Linked DNA regions of Homo sapiens: region 1 is linked to region 2. A link is a contact called in ENCODE Hi-C or POLR2A ChIA-PET data. All regions are on one chromosome and are shown on one strand. The core of a region is the stretch at or near the end of the contact, and the rest is flanking DNA. Distances in the headings are between cores, read along the strand shown. Region 1 has its middle 21 kb from the start of KCNF1. Region 2 has its middle 8.2 kb from the start of LINC01954.

Evidence for each region. A loop is a pair of places that touch in the nucleus more often than their neighbours do. ChIA-PET counts read pairs that join two places held with the same protein, here RNA polymerase II (POLR2A).
Region 1: a map of astrocyte of the cerebellum shows a loop between it and region 2 (2.7-fold over the local background). The contact joins two enhancer-like sites. A Hi-C loop is called at or near these places in 2 of 168 maps with a recorded cell type or tissue (astrocyte of the cerebellum and gastrocnemius medialis). POLR2A ChIA-PET finds 5 or more read pairs at or near these places in 2 of 52 experiments (A673 and AG04449).

The regions. Positions count from the first base shown.
Region 1 is chr2:10,930,050-10,936,088 of GRCh38, reverse strand. No RefSeq gene overlaps it. Among named protein-coding and RNA genes, the nearest start is that of KCNF1, 21 kb to the right of the region's middle. RefSeq lists an enhancer at 1-565. Within about 2 kb of position 3,953, at least 4 of the 41 ENCODE cell types and tissues checked have a DNase peak (open chromatin) inside an H3K27ac peak, as active enhancers do.
Region 2 is chr2:10,867,151-10,872,927 of GRCh38, reverse strand. No RefSeq gene overlaps it. Among named protein-coding and RNA genes, the nearest start is that of LINC01954, 8.2 kb to the left of the region's middle. Within about 2 kb of position 3,771, at least 5 of the 41 ENCODE cell types and tissues checked have a DNase peak (open chromatin) inside an H3K27ac peak, as active enhancers do.

The DNA.
Region 1 (6,039 bases), core at 2,704-5,203, 63 kb before region 2:
CATGTGCGGATCCAGCCACAGGAAGGTGGAAAGGATTTGAAAAAAATAAATAAATGATAACATACAACAATAAAAAATACAAATAAAAATATAGTATAACAATGATTTGTATAACACATTGTATAGATATTATCAGTTATCCAGAGATGATTTAAAATATACAGGACCAGCAAACTATTACAGTGAACCACACTGTAAAATCGGTGGGGGGAGCCTGGGGCCTGGAGAGACTGTGTGGGGCCCGAGGATATAGAGACAGCCACTGGAGGCCTCCCGCCTGCGGGGTGGGAGAAGAGTCTTCAGCGGTGGGCAGTGAGGATGAGTCCAGCACGGTTAGGAAAGCGAGAGAACGGAGTGAATGAACAGCAGGAGGCCGGGCACGCTGAGGAGAATGAGAAAGTGATGTAGACCAGGGGCCGCCGCCTGAAGAGGGCCACACAGGTCATACAGACAAGGATGCTTGTGTTTCTGGGGACCACATACATCCTGTGAGGAGCCCCAGTGGCCCGGAGGTTGGGGAGCTCAGCTCTCGTCCTCCTTGGAGGCGCGTGCCCCCAAGGAGAAAGCCACTAGGCCAAGTGGGCTGTTCTTTAAAGTCTCTGGGCTCAGTTCCGGAAGACAGACTTGGGGGAGAATGTGACAGAGGGGGTGAGGCAGAGCTTCCAATCATGCTCCCCTACTCCTGCAGGAGCCCCGTGTACTCAGGCCACCCCTTAAAGTCTTGGCCCTGGATTTGTTGCTTTAATTACGGTGACATTTTGCATCTGCACACGAAGCCATCATCACCCAGCAGCAGACGTCGGGGGAGGGAGGGAGGAACTCCACCAAGGGCCAGCTGGCCTGCCCCCGAGATGGCAGGGACGCCCTCAGCTCCAGATCCCGCCTCCCCCACAGCCTCGAAGCACTTGGCCTCCAATTCAGCTTCATTTACTCCACAAACATTACCAAGCACCTTCTCGGGGTCAGTGTGTGCTGAACACTAACAGCACTCCTGCAGGTGCAGCTCAGCGGAACTTCAGCATGGCCCCACAGAGCGGGCTGCACACAGCTGGTCATTTGTGCAGCCGGGATTTGAAGGCGGCGGATGTAGCCTCCTACTCCGGCATCACCTTCCACAGAGCAGCCTCCCAGCCAGCCCTGCCCTCAGGGGCTCATGGCCTGGAGGGAAAGACAGAGCCTGCCCCTCTGGGATGCACCCATCTTTGACAGGCAACAGGAGCCAGGGCCAGAGACACTATTTGTTATTGTTCCCAGGTGTCTATGCCCTTGAGCAACAGTGGGAGGCTGACCTTCAGCCTCCCACAGGACGGGGAGGCTGCCAAAGAAGGAAGACAATGACAGGGAGGCAGAGGGAGGGGCAGGTGGGGGCTTTCCCAGGGATGAGGGGTCTGCCAAACCTAAGAGAAAGTACAGCAGCCAAAATCAAGGGGCACAAGCAGGGCGGGGTGGAGGGAGGGGGACACAGTCGGCCAGCTGGAAAGGGCCTCATGCTCTCCTCCCCTGTAGATGAGGCTGCAAACCCCAGTCTTGCCCCCTCCAACACTTGGAGGAGGAACAGGGATCCAGTGGAGATGGGCACGCGGATGCCAGCACAGGGCAGGTGAGGCAGGATCACGTATTGAGAATCCATGTGTGCTTTGCTCTTCTCTCTCCCTTCCCTTGCGGGAGGCAGGAAGCTTGCCTGGGGAGCCTGTCTCTGTGTGAGGCCATGTGGGTTCTAGGGCTGAAAGCAGAAGTGACTGGAACTGGTCCCCTTCCTGCCCTCTCCAAGCAGAGCATGGTGGGCTACTTTATCTCTAAAGAGGAGACTGACTGTCTTTGAGAAGAGATGGGAACAGCAGGACAGAAAAGAGAGATTTTCCCCACAAGATAACATGGCTCCTGCAAACACTGGGGACCCGCACTCTGTTGCCTGGCAGCAGCCTGGACACAGGTCATGAGGGATCCCAGGGCTGCAGGTTGTCCAGAGGCAGGAGCTGGAACCCAAGTGATGGTACAGTGGGTGGGTGGCTCGTAGGGAGCTAATGCAGACCCGAGAATGCAGGCGCCCCCTTGACTATGTGGTGCTAGAAAAGACCCCAGGACCTGGAAACCACCCAGTGTCCATCAGTGGGTGAATGGATGAGCAAACGTGGCATCGCCGTAGCAGGGAGTATTACTCAGCCCTAAAATGGAATGAGCTGGCACACCCGGCAATGTGGACGAGCCCAGAGCATGATGCTGAGTGAAAGAAGCCAGACACAAAAGGCCACATAGTGCAGGATTCTGTTCATGCGAAACACCCAGGGTAGGTAAATCCCGATGGACAGAGAGCAGGCTGGTGTTGCCAGGGCCTCACAGGTGACTGGGGAGTGGCTGTGTTCCAGGTAGAGGGTGTCCTTTGGGGATGATGAAAGTGTCCTGGAACCAGATGCAGGTGATGGCGGCAAAACACTGTGAATGTGCTGAATGCCACTGGATCGTACTTTTAAAATGACTAGCGGTTCATTTTGTCATGTGAATTTTACCTCACTTTTATAAAAAGGCCCCGTCAGGACCTTTGCCCATCCCTGGGGAGGGAGAAGGAGCCCTAGAGCCCTAGCAAAGACCACCCCCAGTGACGTCCTGGTAGCTCAGAATCCGAGGGACGTTTATTTGGCACAACGAGACCGAAAAGTGTGGTCTACTGAGTTTGTGGAGTGGGATTTGTATCATTTACAGAAGAAGGCGTGGGTATGGAAGAGCTATTTATGGGTCTCATGGGGCAGAAAGGGGTGCTGAAGGAATGAAAGGACCCCTTTCATTCATGGGGTGGTGGGACAGGAGGGCAGCCCTGAGGAAAGCCTGGGAAGACTCGTGAGTCCCGACCCCTCCAGTCCAGGCTGGGAAATGTCTCCTGCGAGAAAGGAGGAGTTGCTCTCCTCTCCCTCCATGCACACACACACACATATACATGTACACGCACACACACAAGGGCACAAACACACACAGGCACACACACAGGCACACATTGCTCCAGAGCTCACCCCTCAGCGCCCTGACCCCCTGGCTGCCTGGGGTGCTGTTTGGCCATGCAGGCTGCTGACCGCCAAGGCCTGCTGGCCCACGGACAGTGTCCAGCCTGGGGTCCCCAGGCAGCCCTGTGACAAGAACTGCATGCTGCCAAGAAGCCTCCCAGGTGGCTTTCCCAGAGGGCTCTGCCCCTGCTGTGACAGTGTCATTGAGAAAGGACATCTGGAGGAGCCTCTGAGAGCAAGTGGTTCCCAGATCCCAGCATGCGCACCCAGACAGATACATCCTCCCCTTCAGACTCCACGTGGAAAGGAAACACACACAAAACAATGGCAGGTCAGGACAGGGGGACCCTGCAGGGGGAGCGGAAGTGTGTGCGTCCTCCTGGAACAGGGTATGAGCCCGGCCTCAAGCAGAACAGTAATGCAGCAGACATTTGTCTCTGGGACTGGAGGCCTCGCTCCACAAAGCCAGCTCAGGCAGCAGCCGGTGCCCAGAGAAGGCTCTGGCCGTATTCTCAGAGGGGGCTCCGTCCTCCACTTTGGGGTTTTCTGGTGGTGGGCCCTGGGCAGGTGTGTAGCTTTCCCAGCCTGTCTCCTCTTCCTGGCCTTCTTGCCTGTTTGGGGATCCCACTTCACCTCGAGGCCCCACTCTCCTCACCTGTGGAGACCAGAGGCCGGCCCATCCTTCGCAGAGTGCTTGCCAAGCTGAGAGCCTGGAAGGAGGGGAGCGAGGGCCAGGTCTCTGCAGGTCCCAGCCACCGGTCTGTAGAGCCCTACAGAGCAGCAGCGCTGTGAAGGGGTGTGCGTTCAAGGCTTTGTCTGTTATAAAATGCTCAAGAAATATGAGTAGTTCACGTTTCAAAGATGAGAAAGGGATGATCGCGGTTGACCCCGTGAATGGTGGAATCTTGGCCAGGGCTACTTTGAGGGAAGGCTTCCAGGGACTCTTGAGTCACCCTCTGGAAGGGATGACCTGGCCAGCCTTGAGCAGGTGCCAGGGTTGACCAAGAGCCACATGCACAGAAGGCACAGACCTGGAGATGCCTGCTGTGATCTGGGCCTCTGTTCATGCCTGGAGCCTGTCCATGCGTGTCCTGGGACCCCAGGGCCTGCCAGGGAAACCACAGGTCTCAGACTGCGAGTCAGACTGCTGCGTGAGCTCCACACTTCATCTGCCAGGAGCAGCAGGTGGCATCTAGCAGCCCCCATAGGGTTTCTGGCCCACTTGTTCCTCCCTGGGAACCCGTAACATGCCTGCCCCAAGGAGTGCTGATCAAGGGAAGCATCCCTCCGCAACTGCACTGCGTCAAACGTGGACCTGGCCTTGGTCCGGCCCCATAGCCGCTGCTGAGCGACCACCCAGCCCCAGATGTCATTCCCAGGAGGACCCTGTGTGAGGCTCTACCCCACCAGCTCTCCGCTCAGAGCTACACACAACACGCACTTGGCCTCCCAAGTCATGATGGGAGGGAGCGCTGGCCCCCACAGGACCCCAGGAGAAATTAGATGAATTAGAGGAATCAGAAGTAAACGTTTTGTTAATAAAATGTGCCTGGTAGAGATCAGGGCTGCTGGGAAGTGTTATTGACATAAGCAAGCTAAAATGGGTTCTTCATAGCGAGGGGCAAATGCCTTCATTCATTCATCACGTATTTATTGAGCACCTACTATGTGCCTCACAGTTGAAGAGGTGTAGGAAGGACTTAAACCAGGCGACAGCTTGAAGCCGGCTCTACTTCCCTGCAGAATCCTGTGTCCCCATTCTGGGGCCACGCCACCCCCAGGTGGCAGCTGCTCAGCTCTGTCTGGTGCAGCGGGAATGGGCCTTGCTGGGCCAATCACACCTGGTCTAAATCATGGGCCCTGTACAAGGAATTGTCACCAGAGCTTAGGGACATGCACAGCATCCCCAACTTTCCCCTCTTGACTGCAGGTCATCTGTAGAAAGGATGATGAAAAACTAAAAGCCAGGGGATAAAAAGGGATCCCTCAACCCTGCCAACCAAGTCTCTATTAGGCCTGGGGGGCAGAAGTTTATGGGGATTATTGATCTCCCTTGGCCCAAACAGATGGTGGGGGAGGTGAGACCCGCGTGCAATTACATTCTTTGGTGACACGGCTATATTAAGATCGATTACATTGTGCAACAAACATATGAATCATTCCCAGAACCCTAACTGCTTGAATTTGAATATGCATGAGAAGCTGCCCAGAAATGCCTAAAATACATACATACACATATATATAGTCAAAAAACAAGACAGCTCACGGGGTGAAGAATAACAAAAGGCAATTTGCCACTCTGATGAAAGGGGCCGTGTGCTAGGTTAACTGATGAAGACTCATTCACAATCAGTGTACACATCCAGGGCCCATGGGAGCTTTGCCCACACCATCCCCGTTCATCCTCACCACAAGCCTACACACCAGGAATTATTTTTCCCATTTTACAGATGGGGAAGCTGAGCCTACAGCTGAGTTAAGATCATACTGCGTGTTGGTCAGTCCCAAGGAAGAATTTGAACTGTGGGCTTTCTGCGCCCAAAGCTCTGCCTTTCTGTGCGAGACTCTGTCTCGCACAGACACTACAAAGATCTCACCCCTACCCACTTTAGTCTTCCAGGTTCAGGCTTCACAAAACCACTATTGTCTCCTGCTTCCTGGAGTTCTGCATAAGAGAACCAAGTTTGAAGGAACAATAAGCTGATACCAAACAGCAACAACAGGAAAACAAAGATGTCTTGGAAATTAAGAACCACAGTTCCAAAAAGGGTCAATTAGATGAATGATAAGATGAACACAGTTGAACACCAAACCAACAATATAGATATAGATAATCTATATCTATAGATAAAGATAGATAAAGCCAACAAAATCTTCAAACATAGAGCAAAAAGGCAAAAAAACAAAACAAAACAAAAACACAAAATAAAACATACACACGCACACTAAGTCAATAAGAGTGCTTGGGTAAGAAAACAGAAGAAATGCAGGAGAGAAAGAAAGCAACAGTAGAAGTAAATTTCTCTGGGCTAAAGAAAGATTT
Region 2 (5,777 bases), core at 2,522-5,021:
TTACTAACAAGCCCCAGAGGAGAAGAGAACCCATCTCTACAGTTGCTGTATTATTTACAATGTCCCATTTCCAACAAAAAATTATGACATGTAAAGAAACAGGAAAATCTGACCCATATATGAGTGGAAAAGCAGGAAACACAAACTGAGAGCAACCAGCTATCAAATTTGACAAAGACTTCAAAGTAGTTATTATAAATATATTCAAATAACTAAAGGAAATCATGATTATAGTAAAGTAAACCATGATTAAAGTAGGGTAAAGGAAGGTGTGATGACAATGTTGAACTAAATAGAGACTATTGATATAGACTAAAGAGATGGAAATTCTTAAAAAGAACCAAATGGAAATCCTGGAGTTGAAAAGTAATAACTGGAATGACATTTTCACTAGATGGGCTCAAAAGATTTATTTGAACTGGCAAAAGAAAGAATTACCAAACTTGAAGATGGATCAATAGAGATTATGCAATTTGAAGAAAAGAGAAAAAGAAAGAATGAAGAAAAATGAACAGAATCTCAGGAAAATGTGGAACACCATTAAATGCATCAACATATGCATAATGAGAGTCCCAGAAGGAGAAAAGAAAAAGAAAAAAGCAGAAAAATTATTCAAAGACATAATAGCTGAAAACTTCCTAAATTTTATGAAAAACATTAATCTACACATCCAAGAAGTTCAACAAATTCCACATAGGATGAACACAAAGACATCCACAAACAGACGCATCAAAGGAAGTCACAACATGATCAACAGCTGACTTCTCATCAGAAACAATGGAGGCCAGAACACAGTGGACAACATTCAAAGTACTGAAAGAAAACAGCTGTCAGCAAAGAATCCTGTGTTCATTAAAGCTGTCTTTCAAAAATAAAGACATTCTCAGATCAACAAGAACAGAGAATCCATTGCTAGCAGACATGTCTTAGAAGAAATGCCAATATAAATTCTTATGACTGGGCCAGACACAGTGGCTCACACCTGTAATCCCAGCACTTTGGGAGGTCGAGGTGGGTGGATCACAAGGTCAGGAGTTTGGGACCAGCCTGGCTAACATGGTGAAACCTGGTCTCCACTAAAAATACAAAAATTAGCTGGGTGTGGTAGCATGAGCCTGTAATCCCAGCTACTCAGGAGGTTGAGGCAGGCGAATCGCTTGAATCTGGGAGGTGGAGGTTGCAGTGAGCCAAGATCATGCCACTGCACTCCAGCCTGGGTGACAGAGCTATTCTGTTTTTTTTTTTTTTTTTTTTTGTCTCAAAAAAAAAATTCTTATGACTGAAAGTAGGTAAGTCAATACCATAGTTCAAATCCACATGATAAACAAAGACCATGAGTATAGATAATTATATAATTATAAAAGACATTATAAAGACATATTTCTTTTCCTTTCTTAACTGATTTAAAAAGCAATTATATAAAACAATATGTACTTACTTGTACTGTTGAGCCTAACCATGTAGAAATGGAACATATTCATAAATAACAGCACAAAGGAAGTGGGTGGGAAAACAGCTGTATTGAGCTAAGGCAATAACTCCCTATGGTAACTCAATTTACAGGAACAAATGGAGAGAGCCAGAAATAGGAAATATGGAGGTTAGTATAACATAAGCTATAAATATATACTTGCCCTCCTTTCTTTCCTTGGCTTCTTTAAAAGACATAAAATTACATAAAGTAATAATATAACAATGTATTCCTGGGTTTATAACATATAAATGTAATATGTCTGACAATAATACCACAAAAAGGTGGGAAAGAGAATAGAACTATACAGGACTAAGTTTACTGGAACTTAATTAAATCTCACTGGAATTAAGTCAGTGTAAGTCTAAAGCAGATTCTGATACATGAAGATGTATATGGTGAGCCCTAGAATAGCCCCGGAGAAAAACCCTCCAAAAATTAGAGGGAATATTATTAAAGTAATTAAAATGTTGCATTGGAACATATTCGCTTAATGTAAAAGAAAGAAGTAAAGGAGGGATAGAAGATAGAAAAAGACATAAGACATATAGACAACAAAAAGTAATTCCAGCTCCTAGGAAAATTTGTAAAAAAAAATTTTTTTAAGTAAAATAATAGATGTAAAACTAACTATATCAATAGTAATATTATGTGTTAATGGATTAAACAATCCAATCAAAATGTAGAAATTGTCAAACTGGATTTTAAAAACAGGATCCAACTACATGCTGCCTGCAGAAGACACACTCTAGACACAAAGATAGAAATGGTTGAAAGCATTTGCTGCCTGGTAAGCAGAGAAACCCAGAGAAACAGGCTGCCTCCACCTTGGTTCCTCTCAATATCCTTCACCACATCTTTTGCCATATAAGGTGACATTGACAGGTTTCAAGGGTTTAAAGTGGATGTCTTCTAGGGTGTTATATGTTGGATTAGCGCAGACGTTGATAGCATCAGTCACTGTCCATCCATTGCCTAAGCCAATATATTCCTTGTCATTAAAATGGGCCAGAGAGAGGAAGGCAGGGGTAGAGACCTTTCAGTTCTGACCTCTAAAATTCTCTCTTGAGGAATGCAGAAACAGGACTTCCACATTTTTTCTATCACATTTCTCTTGTGCTACCCCCACCTTACCTCATTTATGAGCCAACACATATTCATTGAGTATCTCCCCCACAACTCCATATTTCTTTTACAACTGAGCAATTAAATGGATAAAATTCTAAAATTTCCTATTTGGAATGAGACTAAGGACAGTGTATTAGTTGCCTAAGGCTGCCACAACAAATCACCACAAACTGAGTGGTTTAAAACAACAGCAATGTATTCTCTCACAGTCCTGGGGCCCAGACGTCTGAAATGAAGCTGTTCGCAGGTCCATGTCCCCCAACACTCAGAATAGAGCCCTTCTTGCCTTTTCCTAGTTTCCACTGCTGGCCATCAATGCTTAGTGTTTCTTAGCTTGTAGCTGCAACCACTCCTCACTCCAGTCTCCACCTCTGTCTTCACATGGGGATCTGCCTGTGTGTCTCAAAATCTCTCTGTTCTTAAGAGGACACCGATCATTGAATTAGGGCCCACCGAATTCAGTATGACCCCATCTCAATTTTGTTCTACCTGCAAAGATTCTATTTCCAAATAAGGTCACATTCACAGGTACAGGGGGTTAGGATTTCAACATATCTTTTGGAGGAACACCATTTAACTCACCAGCAGCAGGAGAGTGAAAGAGCGGTGATCTTTAACTGAACATTCACTGTTACATGCATTTTCGTATGAAATCCTCCATGGCATAGGGATTATCATCTTTGATTGATAGATGAGGAAATCGAGCCTTAAAGAGGTCGAGTGATCATCTCAAGTCACGCAACTTGTAAGTGGCATAAATAAGATTCCACCCCAAACCTGCCTTCTTCCAAATCTGGATGACACTTACACCCAATCTGGCTGTCTCATATCACCCAGCCCACCCGTGCATTCTGCAGACTACAGAGCTCTTAACACCCCTGAGAAGGGCAAATGCATGCCCTTGTCTCCCAGCAAGTCTCTGGCAAAGCTAAGGCCAGAAGTTGCATCTCCCAAGCCCCGGTCCAAAGCACGTTCGATCACTGTGCCTAGATAGTATCCACAGAAGAGGCTCCTCAATTCCTGTGAGCGTGTTTGTGACAAGTGGAATTCTGTTTCCCACTGCGAGCAGGACCAGGGGTTAAGAAGTGGCTCTGTGATTCACGGAGACCTGAGTGGCTGCCCGGAGGACACCAAAACAGGAGATGGTCTAGAGGAGATGCATAGCTGGAAGCTGAGCTGGCATGTGATGAGGCGCCAGGCACTTAGGGCAGGAATTCAGCACCCCTCTCTCAGGGCACCTCTCCCAGAAGGAATGAGCTGGCGAGCCCGAGGATGGCCCCTCTGGGGGATGGCTTCTATGCAGCAACAAGAGCCTCAGAGGCCCCAGTCAGGTGGGCCTGAGCCCCGAGCTTCCTGTGTCCCGCAGGCCCCTAGGCCGTGGCATGGGGTGGGCTGAACCAGGGCCTGGAAACCCACAGGAGTGGTTTGGACCTTGGCTCAGGCATCTGCCAGCTTTGTGCTGCTGGGCACATTCCAGCCCAGAGACAGGGATCAAGGATCCCTCACGGGCTTTGGTTTGGGGGATAAACTAAATGAGATCGAGCATTAAAGCCCTGAGCCAGGGCCAGGGGGAGCAGCATCGTCTCTCTGTGGCTGATTGGAGGTGGTAGATGGGAATGCTGAGTCCCCAGCTCGCTCCTTTCAGAGCTTTCCAGGCACACAGCAGGCCCAGTGCCAGAGGCAGGCCCTTAGCTGGGCCTGGCCTGTGCCACAGCCTTGCAGGGATGGCTGAGGGAACAGTAGGCCAGAGCTAGTATTCCTGAGCCCCCACAATAGGTACCCCTCTGCCCAGCCACACACCCAGTTGCCCTATTTTGTCAGTTTTCTATTTCCTCAAGCGACCCTTTTGCTGGATCAAGGGCATATTGAAGGGTATGGTCAACCCCTCTGCCACTGCCTCGCTGTGTGAGCCTGGGAAAAACCCCTCCCCGCTCTGGTGAACACAATGGTGGCTGACAGCCCCTGTAGACAACATTTTCTGATTCTGCACACAGGTTTTCCAAAACACAGCCCTGCTCTTATCATTCTTCATAACAATCTGTTTAATGTCTCCCTTCTTCCCGAGCACTCTTGGTTCCACAGGAGCAGAGACTGTGCTTATCTCTTCCTCTCTTATACCCCTGGCATCCAGCATGTGGCAGATGCTCTATAAATCTTTGCCTACTGACATCCTCCCAACTCAGGGCTCATCGGGGCCACAGGGCAAGAATGTTGATTATCTACTGCATGCCAACAAGTGAACTGAGGATTTCCCCATGTGGTATCTTCGTTAATCTTCATAACTGTGAAAGTTAGGGATTATTATCCTCACTGGGGCCAAGGATGGAGCCCAGGTGCCCTACTAGGAACTATCCTATAGTCTCCATATGACAGAATTCCAGAATGAAGGAGCAGAAGCAGATCCTAAAGGCAGCTTCACCTCCCCAGCCTGTAAAAGGCAAAATGCCAAGAGGTGGCATCTCAGGAGAGGCCGGGAAAGGAAGGCATTAACTCATCTTGAGTGCTGCAACATGTTAGGTGGAGTTCCTGGTGCTTCATAGTCGTTACCTGGTGTAATTCTTACACAGAGCCTGGGAGGCATGACCTTGTTATCACCATTACAGAAGAGGAAACAGGCTCAGAGAGGTTAAAAACTTGCTCCAAGTCTCTCAGCTATGGGCAGCAGGGAAGGGTTAGAACCTGGGTCGGTCTGACTCCTAAACCCTAGCCCCTTCCACCTCTGCAGACTCCACACTTGAAATTTGTTGTGGACTAAATCGTGTGCCCCCAAAAATCATACGCTGAAGTCCTAGCCCCCCTCCCCCACCATGTGGCTGTATTGGAAATATGGCCTTTAAGAAGAGATGAAGGTCAAGTAAGGTCATAAGGGGTGGAACCCTCATGGGGTAGAACTGTTGTCCTTATAAGAAGCAAAGTCAGGCCGGGCACGGTGGCTCATGCCTGTAGTCTCAGCACTTTGGGAGGCCAAGGCAGGCAGATCACTTGAGGTCAGGAGTTCAAGACCAGCCTGGCCAACATGGTGAAACCCTGTCTCTACTAAAAACACACACACAAAAAAAAAATTTGCCAGGCATGGTGGCACACACCTATAATCCCAGCTACTTGGGAGGCTGAGGCAGGAGAATCACTTGAACCCAGTGAGCCAAGATCGCGCCACTGCACTACAGCCTGGGCAACA